2 separate regions of the Homo sapiens genome follow, and region 1 is linked to region 2. Evidence: chromatin contacts called from ENCODE Hi-C or POLR2A ChIA-PET data. All regions are on one chromosome and are shown on one strand. The core of a region is the stretch at or near the end of the contact, and the rest is flanking DNA. Distances in the headings are between cores, read along the strand shown.

Evidence for each region. A loop is a pair of places that touch in the nucleus more often than their neighbours do. ChIA-PET counts read pairs that join two places held with the same protein, here RNA polymerase II (POLR2A). Pooled maps may share reads with other maps.
Region 1: a loop to region 2 is called in a pooled map, with 2.0 times the contacts of the local background. The contact joins two enhancer-like sites. A Hi-C loop is called at or near these places in 2 of 168 maps with a recorded cell type or tissue (A673 and CD8-positive, alpha-beta T cell), 1 of 37 single-sample maps with no recorded cell type and 7 of 50 pooled maps. POLR2A ChIA-PET finds 5 or more read pairs at or near these places in 1 of 52 experiments (PC-9).

What each region holds. Positions count from the first base shown.
Region 1 is chr6:26,063,036-26,069,855 of GRCh38, reverse strand. No RefSeq gene overlaps it. Among named protein-coding and RNA genes, the nearest start is that of H1-2, 10 kb to the right of the region's middle. RefSeq lists an enhancer at 2,744-3,243 and a silencer at 5,090-5,229. Within about 2 kb of position 3,740, at least 7 of the 41 ENCODE cell types and tissues checked have a DNase peak (open chromatin) inside an H3K27ac peak, as active enhancers do.
Region 2 is chr6:26,548,884-26,555,600 of GRCh38, reverse strand. It overlaps TRA-CGC1-1 (tRNA-Ala (anticodon CGC) 1-1), which reads right to left and starts at 2,098; the gene lies at 2,027-2,098. TRI-AAT5-1 (tRNA-Ile (anticodon AAT) 5-1) reads right to left here and starts at 1,479; the gene lies at 1,406-1,479. It overlaps TRP-AGG2-2 (tRNA-Pro (anticodon AGG) 2-2), which reads right to left and starts at 331; the gene lies at 260-331. RefSeq lists silencers at 1,413-1,502, 2,093-2,142, a cis regulatory region at 1,205-2,415 and enhancers at 4,683-4,732, 4,717-5,251, 5,511-6,465. Within about 2 kb of position 4,985, at least 11 of the 41 ENCODE cell types and tissues checked have a DNase peak (open chromatin) inside an H3K27ac peak, as active enhancers do.

The sequences.
Region 1 (6,820 bases), core at 2,491-4,990, 480 kb after region 2:
TATAGTATTTTATTACAGCAGCTCAAGGTAACTAACATAGTAGAAGGGATGAATTATGGAGATCACAAGTCCACGCCTCCAGAAAAAGACTTCCCTAAAAATTAGTCTGAGCAAAATTCGAATGATGAATTATTTTTAAGAACTTTTAAGGGATCTGACAAGTTTGCAAGAGCTAGAGAATGCTTTACAACGTGATAATAGAATGCTCTGTGATGACAGAAATCTTTCCACACTGTTCAAAACTAGCTACTGGCCACTTGTGACTATTGTGCACTTGAAATGTGACTGGTGTCTGAGGAGCAGAATGTTTAATTTTACTTAATTTTAATTCATTACAATAGCTACATGTAGCTAGGGGCTACTGGATTGAACAGCACAGCTCGAGTCTTTTAGAGGGAGACAGGACTCACCAAGATGGATGCTGGTGGCCAAGCAGCAATGGCAGGTAGTACACACACAAGAGGCAGATGATACAACACATCCTTCCCAAACCTGGAGATAAGCTCACCCCACAATCCCGCCGCTGAAATAGAGTTGATGTTACCAATGTGCATTTTTATGTCCTTTTCCATACAGAAAGATCATTCAGCAAGTACTATGGTACTTAAAAAACAACATTCAATTCATTATTATGACAAAATTAAATTAATAGCTCTTCCTTAAACTTTTAAATTCAATTTACAATGCTTACTATTGGCATTTATTAATCTACCAATTTTTTCCCATAGAACCCATAGAACAAATAATCTACCAAATTTTTAACATTCATTTTTGGCAAGGCTTTTGCAATTTGACGAACTTTAAGAAGAAAACTTATAAATTGCAATTTTTAAATCTGACATACTGGACTTTTAAAGTATCCAATTGACTAATGAACAAAACTGCTCCAAATTTTTCAATTCTTAAAAATCTTAAGACAATACTTAATATGGCAAATCTTAACTTCTTAAACTTTGTAAGAATGCTAATCAACTTAGATTGGTATAAAGTTGAGTTAAAAATCACAGGATACATCATCTCAGCTATAAGTTTTCATGAGTTGAGTTTTTACAATCACTTGAAATGCTTAGAATAGGAAATACGTATAAATTATTTAACATAAAATATTGTTACAAAACCTCTGGAGTGTCAGTTTCTCTGGCCAGACTTTATGCTGCAGCACCTTTGCCTGAGTTCTTGTCCTGCATCCAGGAAGAATTAGGTACAGAGGCAAGAGTCAAGAAGATTAGTTTTCCAATAGTTCAGCTCACCTAGTTAACTCCTGTTCACAATCTTCAAAGTTATCAGAAACCTGCAATTGAGGGTTATAATCCATTCTTTGCAGAGTTTCAAAACAAGACAACATTTGTCTATGAATGTTAAAATGTCCTAGGGTAGTCACAGTCAAAAACACAATTGACAAAGAAATTTAGTCACCTCTGTGATTTACAATAGCCTAACACAATAACTCTAATTATAACTGATGACACAAACTCAGATATCAGAACTCTAGAAATCCCCTATAATTTTGGAACACACATTCACAGTTTTCACTGAAATATGACCTGAAGATCAAATATCACCTTATTTCAACAATCCTATATAACTAAACGTGTCAAATGATCCTGTTTACCTCTCCTTTGGATACTCCAGGGGCCCTCTGTAGCATCCAAAAGTTAGGGGTTAGCAAAGACAATTTTGAAGCTGTAAAGGCTCAAAACACTTAATGAACCTCTAGTCATATCTGTTCTCTACTCACTAAATGCTAGTAGCACCTCTCAGTTGTGGCTAAGCTGGGAGGATCTCTTGAGCCTAGAAGTTTGGGGACGCAGTGAGCTATGATTATGCCACTGCACTCCAGCCTGGGCAACAATGCAAAATCCTGTCTCAAAAACAAAAACAAAAAACAAATTGCCTATGCTGTGGTTATCTCACAATTAATAAAAAGGAAAAAAAAAGTATGCAGTCTTTGTAGGTCCTTGGGGTTTGTTGGAACTCAGAAAACAATACCCCAAAATAAAGACCGCAGAAGCCAAAGTTTTTCTCTGATCTTCTCCTGCCCTCCTGTCTCTGAGTCCCATTCTCCCCGGAGTCTAGCCATAGAAATGAGAATTCCTCTTCCTCAAGTTAGGTCATAGAAATCAAAACACCTTTTCCCCAGAGCCCAGCCATAAAACCTAAAAATATTACTCTAACTTTCCCTCTGTTTTTCTGTGTAAAAACTGGCCATAAAGAAATTATCTGAACTACCTTATTTGATCATAGATCACCAGACCGCATTCCAGAGAGGATCCAGAAGGAAGGAATGCTGCACAGAGAGGCGAAGAAGAATCTAGACAGACAGGCCTTGCTGGGTTTCCCTACTCTGTTTATTAGCAATCCTATTTCTACACGGCGGCCCATACTTTGTTGAATCTAAAAAATAAAAATGGACAATTTCCCCTGTACATGTTAATACACATTAATAAATTGGATATAAATTGGATAATTTATTAATATACACATTAATAAATTGGATGCAGCCGGGTGCAATGGCTCACGCCTGTAATCCCAGCACTTTGGGAGCTGAGGCGGGCAGACCACGAGGTCAAGACCACCCTAGCCGAAATGGTGAAACCCCGTCTCTATTAAAAATACAAAAGTTAGCTGGGCGTGGTGGCACATGCCTGTAGTCCCAGCTACTGGGGAGGCTGAGGCAGGAGAATTGCTTGAACTCGGGAGGCGGAGGTTGCAGTGAGCCGAGATTGCGCCACTGCACTCCAGCCTGGTGACAGAGTGAGACTCCGTCTAAAAATAATAATAATAATAATAATAATAATAATAATAATAATAAATTGGATGCATTTTATCCTATTAATCTTCCTCTTGTCGGTGGTTTTCAGCGACTCTTCAGAGGCCAAAGAGTAAGTTTTCCCTTAGCCCCTACAGGTTCTTATGTTTAATTTGTTACTCTCATTTAAGACATAATTAAAGTGGCTTCTCCATGAAGATTATTTCTGCATCCATTATTTGGTAAGATTGGCCGTTTTCTCCTTTGATCTCTACTTCACACTGACCCACATAAAACATCACTGCCTGTTTTTTTGTTGTTGTTGTTTGGAGACGGAGTCTTGCTCTGTTGCCCAGGCTGGAGTGCAGTGGTGTGATCTCCGCTCACTGCAAGCTCCGCCTCCCGGATTCACGCCATTCTCCTGCCTCAGCCTCCTGAGCAGCTGGGACTACAGGCACCCACCACCAAGCCCGGCTAATTTTTGTATTTTTAGTAGATACGGGGTTTCACTTTGTTAACCAGGATGGTCTCGATCTCCTGACCTCGTGATCGGCCCGCCTCAGCCTCCCAAAGTGCTGGGATTACAGGAGTGAGCCACTGCGCCCGGCCCCGTTTTTTTTTTTGGTTTTTGCATGTCTTCTCCCTTTTACTGTAAACTATTTCCACTACCAGCGTAGTTATCATTTCTACTGCTTAATAATTGTTTTGGGGAAGTGAATGCATCAACCCACATGAATTTCTTGTCTATTTGACAATTTATTCTCTTTAGGAATAGTATTAACTCCTAAGGTCCTGGGAGCCAGTCTCTGTACTTGGCTGCTCCAGGGTCCTACTTCAGTTTCCCAGCTTCTCAGTACTGTCACTGTCAATTGTGGGTAATAATTATTTTTGTCCACCAAAAGACTCTGTATGTGAATGAGTTTTGAAATCTGCTGAGTAATACAGTGTCAACCCAGTTAATGATTTGCCGGGCGGCTTGATCAGGGGCTGTCCAACTACCGGCATTTTGATTTGGAGCGTCATCTAGTGTCTGAAAGCACAAACAACATCCTACATTGTAAATGCCTTTGGCTACAGAGATTGAAACCAAAGCAAACCTATGTTTTGAATTGTTATTCTTCAGCAGTTCTGCTAGCTTTGAAAAATCTAAAAGTTAAAAAAAAGCTTTATATTTCATTTTCTGCCTAAACTCTTTAAAATTGCTAGTTGACAATTAGATATTTTCAATTTAATGAAATTTTTTTTTAGTTCACAGATTAATACACAATGGGGGAGGGTTCTTATTCTGTTGGACTTTTACATAACCTCCACTTTAGTGCAGTCTGCTTTATGGGGTCTTGTTTGAGGTGTGTGTGTGTTTAAGGGAATGTGGTTTACAATCAAAATATTGGGTTGCTCTTAGGCACATTGTAAAGTCACACACCTGTATTCTTATTGATACATAATGATTAATAACATTATTATTACAGCCTGATCACCATCATTATTGATATATCTAAATAATGAATTTTATAATTTTGCTTCCTGTCAGGCAAGAGCCAATTTCAGTGCTACCATGTTTGTATAGCAGTATTTATGTCTGTCATCCTCAGTCATTTTACTTCACTTGTTCTTAGCCAAACGGCCGAGAAGCGATGGTCATTTTACTTCAAAAATGAAAAGAATTAATATTTTTACGTTTCCCTTAAAGACCCTATGTTTAACCTCCACTCCTGGGTAAAATGGTCTAGTCCCTCCTTTTCATATCATCTCTGATATCTTTTGCACAGCCACTATTACCTACCGTTTTCTAGATCCCTATTCTTCAAACACCACCATGAAGGTAGAGCCTGTCTGAATTATTTTCTTGTCCCCTGAACTCAGTACATTGTTAGGCTTCTTGAAGATGTTGATCAGTTGTTTGTGGAGTGAATGAATCAGCTAGCATGATTTTTCTAGACCACTGAGACAAGTGTCTAAGACACTTGTTCCTTCCCATGTTCTTGCCTGCCTGTGCAATCCATGCAGTCTCATGGCTTCCCAGTGCCTCAGAATTATCCCCTGTCAAACAGGCATTATAATTTCTGTCCACTGAAAAGGACAAAAAACTAAGTGTATAGCTAGAAGTTAAAAATTACCGGCCAGGTACTGTGGCTCACTCCTGTTATTCCAACATTTTGGGAGGCTGAGGCGGGCAGATCACCTGAGGTCAGGAATTCGATACCAGGCTGGCTAACATGGCGACCCCGTCTCTATCAAAAATGTAAAAGTTAGCCAGGTGTGGTGGCTCGCACCTGTGGCCCCAGCTACTCAGGAGGCTGAGGCAGGAGGATCGTTTGAGCCCTGGAGGTTGAGGCTGCAGAAAAATAGGAATATACTCTCTTTCAAGAGTTCGTGGTTTTGACTGCCACCTAGCGTACATCAGAAAAACCGCATGACATAGGAAATGCCTGTGACAGAGGGGTAAGGTGAGAGAGGTTGATGAAGAATGTATTGAAGGAGTGAAAACGCTTCCATCCCTCTACTTACTAAATATATTAGTTAAGTAGTTGGGGCATATTTTAATTCATGCATTTTGTAGATAGAAAAACAAAAGTTTTATTCTGTTTGATTTAGTTGATACTTTAATATGTGTGTGTTTAGGATGCATGATTTATAATCAGTCTGCAGCACTTCTTGGAGAAGTCTGAATTCTCATTCTCCATTTCCTTATTGGCAACGTGAGAATGATTACAATGGTGGTTGTCTCATAGAATGCAGGGAGTCAGAATGAAAATAGTCCATATAATGCCTGGTGCAGAGGAAGGGTTCAGTTAACTGTCTGTATTAATATTACTGATAACAGTCATGACAAACAAAAGCTTAACAACAACACCACCAACAACAGTTGCAGAATTGAGCCACCAATTTGCACACAAGATTGTAGGTAGGATGTTTTAGAAAAGTTATTATTTAATATATGTATATATTTTTGTACTTAAAATATGTCAGAGGTTGTTCTAAGAACTATTTAAATGTTAACTCCTTAATCCTCATAATGACCCATGAAACAGGTAGGCTTATTATTGTCTCTTTACATGTGAGAACACTGAGACACGAAAAGGTTTATTAACTCACCCAAAGTCACACAGCTGGTAAAACGGCAAAATTGAATTTGAACTCAGACATTCCAGGTTCCAAGACAGTCTAATTATTCTTTTGACTAATATACTAAGCTGCCTCTGTATTTTTCCTTGATTACTTTGTAAAAGTATGAGGAAAATATAAGTGCTTCAAGTAACCATGAAAAATATAAACAATCTATGTATCAACTGAAGCATAATTACAAATCCTTTGATAAGCAAACATAATAAAAATTTGATATCAATCAAAACTTTCATGTAATGTAAGCAGGTTGAGATGAATTCTATAGTAAAAAAGTGCAGAGTGCTGGAATACCATGCTCCTAATATATTGGCTAGGCACACCTGCCTGCTATCAAAGGTATGCACACACCTTGGATACAGAAAGTTGGGACTGGGTAGTTATGTGAGTGTCATCAGAATTCTTTCCCACTTGGGAAAGAATTGTCCATCATAAGCTTGGATGATGGACAAGGAGTGAGCTCCCAGAACAGTGATGTGGGGATACATCCTCACATCACAGTGAGAATGAGTGTTCTAGACTGTTTACACACCTACCACTCCTAAATGCACACATATAATTGCTTGCACACACACACATACACACTCATCTCTTCTCTGGTGGTCCAGCTCTATCTCTTATCATTAGGCTTCTTGGGGCTAGTACCTAGGGCCTGTATCCTTTCAGAGGCAGCTAAGGGAAGCACACATAATTAGAAAGAATGAACCAGCTTGTTGGATTTGGTCTCTTCGCATCCAGCCCTCCAAGTTAAGGAGAGTACCATCTTTCTTAGGGTCACCAAAGGAAAAAAAAAAAAAAGAAAGAAACAGAAGGATATCATACAGCAAGGATCTAATGCAAATATGCCTCAAATGAGAGGCTACTGTGTGCTGATCCCAATCCCAGGAACTGTATGCACATTATCTAATTTAATCCTCACTGTATTTCTGGGAGTATTATTCCCATTTT
Region 2 (6,717 bases), core at 3,736-6,235:
TCGTGGAGTCGGAACTTCTAGAAGATCCGGAAACGTTTGCCTTTGCAAAAGTCTGTAGAGCGGACTAAAGAGAATCAAAAAAAAAAAAAAAACAAAAAACAAAAACAAAAAAAAACTCCTTAACTAGAGATCGCAACTCACTTGTTGGTTTCTAACGCATATCGATGCCACAATTATCGGCGCTTCTAACTGGCAAGTTTTAACTTATATACTAAGGTTGGGCGAAAGCAGCCAGATTCAGAAGCAAGGGACAAAACTAGGGCTCGTCCGGGATTTGAACCCGGGACCTCTCGCACCCTAAGCGAGAATCATACCCCTAGACCAACGAGCCGCCTGAGCATTTATTATTTTAGATGCGTTAAATATTTACCAAATTTCTTTTTTTTTAAATGTACGTGTAGCTATATGCAACTATAACTGATAATACCTTTAATTAATTTTGTTAAAAAAATTATCAGGTCAATGAGGCTCTCAGAATTTCTCCGAATTTTCCCTCAATCCAATCCTAAGGACTGTTATCTCAAAGGGCTCTTGACACAGCCTTTCTGAGAAACAGCTGTGGCGTTTGTTTAAAACGCAGAAATCTGGGTTCCTTCTCAAATCTGAGTAAAAGTCTCTGGAGGCGAGGCCCAGTAAGTTTCGTTTTTGACAAGCGCTAGAGCTCACCCACAGGTGTGGGGCTAACAAAGCCCACGTGGAGCTCGTGAGTTGCGATCAGCATTTTCCACAGAAAATAGTAAAACACCTGAAAAATCACTCAACAGGCTATACAGCTGTGAGGTCGTAAATAAACAGAGAGCATTAGTTGTACAAGGAACAGGGGATATTTAACATCAAGATGTGGACTGAGCAGTTATTCCCGGCGTTGGCCAACCTGGACCAACAGGTCCAGGTTGCTGATGTGAAAAAGGTAGATTTTGGAAAGGGGCATAGTCCTTTCTTGGGAAATCAAAGTAACAAGAAAATGTTTCTCTCGGAATGGAATTTCTGTCTTGATGTGTGAGTGTTGATCTTCCCAAGTAGGGATCCTTAATTGGGCAATCAGAGATAATGAACACTGCCTTCTCACACTTGCCCCACATTTCATTATCTGAAGATTTATCTGTTTTCAGACTATTTCAAGGACAGTGTTGGGGCACTAAACAAATTGGTGGCACTGTTTTGCCCTCTATTGAATTTAAATCTAACTCCTAAACTATCCTACTGCTTTTCTGCTTCTCATGAGCAAACATTTTGAGCACCATGACTTAAGAAAACAGGACCTCTGGACTTGCTACAAAGGTTTGGACTTCTGGCAAAGTGTTAGTTATAAAGGTTAGCACAGTCTTTCTTGTAGTAACAGTCCTCAGACAATTGATTTTTCCTTGTCTTTGGCCGTAAGTTACGTGATGGAAGAAAACAAAGTTGGCCCGTACGGGGATCGAACCCGCGACCTTGGCGTTATTAGCACCACGCTCTAACCAACTGAGCTAACCGGCCACCTGTCTCCAAGAAGTTTTAAAAACTGCATCAAGAATTTCATCAGTGTTTCGGAATGTTTTCATTTTTGTTATTCCCCTACGGGAGACCGGTGCACTAGAGCAGCCAAATTCGCCCGTGCTGAGCTGAGATTCATCCTTCTTTCGATATTTGTCCTATTTTTATCATCCTATGACTCACAGGACTAACAATAGCCCGTCTTCCCTCCCCTTTCCATGTTCTCAAGCCAAGATTATTTCTGCCCTAAAGGCAAACCATATACCACAAATAGGGCTCATTAATGGGTTCCGGGCAACTTTCCAGGTTGCTCCTCTTCTGTCATCTCCCCATTGGGCATGTTTTTCTGTGTTCTCAATTCCATTTGTTTCACATAGATAGTTCAAAATACTTCAAAGCAATCTTGTTCCCCGTGCTCCATATACAATTCTACATACAGTGGCTAAAAGAAAGCCATAAAAAGTTAAAGAAGTGGAGGATACAAAACACAATTATTTCACATTTTGAAATATAGTTTCTAATAGTATTGGGCAGATAGGATAAAACAACTTGGAGATGCCGGGGATCGAACCCGGGACCTCATACATGCGAAGCATGCGCTCTACCACTGAGCTACATCCCCTACCCTAAGAAACCGTTCTTTGTAGCTCTCCCTAGTTGTTTGTGAAAGATTTCTGCTACCACCCCACCGCCCCGCCGTCTCCGTCCTCCCATATCTGTCCCCGTCCCCATCTCTGTCCCCAAAATTCTAAGATTTGCGGACTGCTGAAACTAAATTCTCTTTTATTTGTCGAACAAAATCCTGAAATGGTTAATGGGGCAGCATCCATCAGTTTTCAAAGTGTGGAAAACCTTCCAGCCATCAGACATGCTTGTCAAATACTTAACCTACTGACCCAGGGATAGAACTATTGACAACTACCTGGAAATCTGACAAGAAAAAGGAGAGTGAGGACGCTTCTTCACAAACTTCTTTAATTTATTTTTCCTTTTTTAAGGAAAACCAAGGCAGGTGAAACCAAGAACTGCTAAATCAGTTTTCTCTATCTTTCGTCTCACAACAGCTTCCCTAAGTCCGTCGCCGAAAAGGTGATTCAATTACTCCCCTTTATGTGCACCAGCGTCAGATCAGGTTACTTTTGAAAATGTTTTGTTTGGGCCCAAGTTTAGAGAGAGGATTTGAGATATTTATCTGGGAAGCCTAGGAACTGAAGGCGAGCATTCTGTTAGTCCTTGACTGGACTGGATTATATGAATACATATATATGCGTGTAGAAAGATAGGTAGATGGGTAGGTGGGTAGATAGATAGATAGATGATAGATAGATAGATAGATAGATAGATAGATAGATAGATAGAATTTTGGGGGGATGTTAGTATGGATTTGTAATATGGTTAGACCTCGGTCTTAAAACGGACCCTCGTTATGGCTGAGCTTCTGTGCTGTTATTAGCAAGAATTTCTAAATTACCAGGTCCTTATTAAAATCGCAGCTGAACCTTCTAAAATCACCTTCTAGGTCAGATACATAGATTAATAAACCAGGGTTGATGCAGTTTGGACATTTTGTATGAAGCTTGGTAGCTCAGTCAGTATGGCCATGGACTTTTAATCTGAGGAACCAGGTTTCAAGTCCCTGTTCAGGTGTCGCTGTATTTCTCCTTTTTTATTTCCATTTCTTCATTTTTAACCCAATACGTACAGTATTCTTTCCTTATCAGCAGGAGATATGTTCCAAGACACACAGTGAATGCCTGAAACCTCGGATAGTACCATAGTATACTATGTTTTTTCGATCTGATAACCAGGATGAATACTAAGTGACTAAGATGTGGGGAGCGCATACCGCGTGGATAGTCTGGACAAAGGGATGATCCTCGGGCGGGTGGGAGATTTCATGACGCTACTGAGAAAGGGGAGTTATTTGAAACTTATGAATTTTTTATTTCTGGAATTTTCATTTAATATTTTTGGACCACGGTTGAAGGGGGTAACTGAGACAGCGGAAGGGAAACTATGGACAAGGCGGGAGAGGTTACTGCAGTTAGAGAGAGGAAGGTTAAGGTCAAGTCACGGGCTGATATCCCCGAATAAATGAAGGACTCTTGAGCTGACCATAGGTCTCATAACCTAGGAGCTGTTTAGAAAATAGATGGGCCTTTTGGAAAGGGAGCCACAGCGCACAAAGCTTTTCATCTGCAATAGGAGTAAAAGTTGCAATAACAATGGCTACAAGTTGTTAAAGGTTAAACTCTTTCTTGAAAAGCAACAAAAATGCACAGGCTCCCTCTTTTCTCTATTAGCGTGCTCCTTTCTGATCCCCTGCTTTCCTGATCCATGGGGTTGCCCAGGTAAACAGACGTGGTTCTTCACCCAGAACTTGGGCCTAGTGGCAGTAGCTTTCATTTTTTTGGTGGTGACCTACAATTTAGTTTAGTTTACATCGTAATTCAGTCATACATATGTAACAGAAACAAAAGTTGCATGAACTATTCCTTACTCTTAACACACACACTGCATTCTGATTATTTCTGATTCTAGTCTATTCTAACTGAAATTTAACATATCTTTCACTTACTAATACAGGTAACAAACCACAATTGAAAGAGAAGTAACTACGACTCTGTCATCAAGAAAAATCACATATTTTTGGCCGGGGGTGGTGGCTCATGCCTGTAATTCCAGCACTTTGGGAGGCCGAGGCGGGCGGATCACCAGGTCAGGAGATCAAGACCATCCTGGCTAATACGGTGAAACCCCGTCTCTACTAAAAATACAAAAACAAAATTGGTGGCGGGCACCTGTAGTCCCAGCTACTCGGGAGGCTGAGGCAGGAGAATGGCGTGAACCCGGGAGGCGGAGCTTGCAGTGAGCAGAGACCACGCCACTGCACTCCAGCCTAGGCGACAGAGGGAGACTCTGTCTAAAAAAAAAGAAAAGAAAAATCACATATTTTTGTATCACAATACAGTTGTTACAAATACCCAAGACAACTGTTTGAAAATTACAGCAGTCATAAGACGGGTCTTGATGTTTAATATTTAATGCATTAATGAGAAGCACACATTACTCTATGAAATTATTTTAATCGTTTGAAAACTGTTTTGTAGTACAATTGGCTTTCTTTAAAATCCTGTGTATTTTTTAAAAGCTTTTAAAAATACAATTTTGAAAAGGGCTCCATGGGCTTCATGCTGGGGCCAGAGGGCTCCCTGGGAGCTAAAAGATGAAGAAGCCGCGGAAATTCGCCATCTGGGAGGAGACCACCGTCGGGTGCCCGCCATCCCCTTCCGCCGGAACTCCACTAAAGAGGACTAGGTGTTAGCGCTGGCGCGGGAGGCCGGAGCAAGGTCTTTAAAGGTCTAAGGTGAAATTCCGGGTGGGAGCTCAGTCAAGCCTCCCCTACCCAACTGGGAATCAGTGCGCCAACCGGAGCACGCCCCCCAGGCGACACCGAGAGGCGCGGAACTCCCAAGCCTAGAGGGCGTCGGAAGTGCATCCCAGAGCGGAGCAGCCAGAGGGGCGGGGCGTCGCGGCGCTGGGGCCGCGCCCTCGGGTATCCAGAGTACGGCTCTTCCAGGCCATGTTGATGACCCAGGGTGGAAGCCATTGGAGAGTTTTGAGAGAAGAAGGAGGTATTTTTTTTTTTTTTTTTTGAGACGGAGTTCTCACTCTATCTCCCAGGCTGGAGTGCAGTGGCACGATCACGGCTCACCGCAACCGAGGGAGGTACATTTTAGCGGGATTTCTGTGAGAGGCATTCGAACCAGAGCGACTCCATTTTGAGTGAGGGCTAGGAAAACGAGGCCGGGACTTTTGCTGGGCTGCATTCCCAGAAAGTCAGGCATTCCTAGCCTCTAGATGTTTATGGTTAAGGGAACAAATTAATAATGTTTACTAAACAGACCCAGACTTGGGAGTGTCTAGATGTCCCCATATCTGGAGAACAAAGGCATTCCAAATTTTGCTTTAAAGATAATAATATCGATTCTTACAAAATATAATAAGAAAATTAATCCTTTATCACAGACCCTTGTAGCAGAGCACATCTCCCCATACTTACAGGTATGTATCTAGGGTGGACACTTTCCTCCGCGTTTCAGGAACACCCTACTCTGTCTATGGAGTAGCTGTACTTTCACTACTTAACTTTCTTAATAAACCTGCTTTTACTTTGCACTGCGGACTCGCCCTGAATTCTTTCTTGCGGGAGAGCCAAGAACCCTCCCTTGGGGTCTGGATCGGGACCCTTTTTCTGTAACACAACAACTATTGAGAAAAGAAGGTAGTGGTGCAAGAACAGATACAGAAAAATAAGTTTCCCTCCCTCTTCTTTCCAACTCTTCCATGCTCAGTGCCTCAGATGTGAGGGTCAGAAATTTGGTTATTAAAAACTCTAGGCCGGGCGTGGTGGCTCACGCCTGTAATCCCAGCACTTTGGGAGGCCGAGGCGGGTGGATCACGAGGTCAGGAGTTCGAGACCAGCCTGGCAAAAATGGTGAAACCCTGTCTCGACTAAAACAAATACAAAAGATTAGCCAGACATGGTGGCAGGCGCCTGTAATTCCAGCCACTCGGCAGGGTGAGACAAGAGAATCACTTGAACCCGGGAGGCGGAGGTTGCAGTGAGCTGAGATCGCGCTAATGCACTCCAGCCTGGGCGACAAGAGTGAAACTCCGTCTCAAAAAAACAAACAAGCAAACAAAAAAACCTCTAGATCACCCAGGCTGATATATGTCTAAATTTATGTTTGTCTAAATGTAAAGTTAAATGAGAACAATACTACTCAGCTCATAGGGTTTTCGAAATAAAATTTTTCATGTAAATCACTGGGCACACAGTTTGGCAACAACACTTAATAATTCTCTTTTATTATAGTCAGAAACCTGATATAATTTGGTTATTCATCTTAATTTTTTGATCCAACAATAATTTATTGAACATCTACTATGCACCTAAGATGACAGCAAGAGGGGTGAAAAAGAATAAAAGTAAACAACTACTATGCACATCTATATGCACTATCCATATTCTCTTAACATCTTCGTAAATGTTATTATTCTTACTGGAAGCCTTTTCCCCACTCCTTGCTTGACCAGCTCCTTTCTGTTTTCATTTTGCTGGTCATATGTCAACATACTCCAGGAAGTCCTCCCTAAGGCACCTTCATGCCCTGGCATCAGGGTTTGGGTCTCTTGCTGTGTTATAACAGAGAGCACACTACTGTATGGTGACCTATC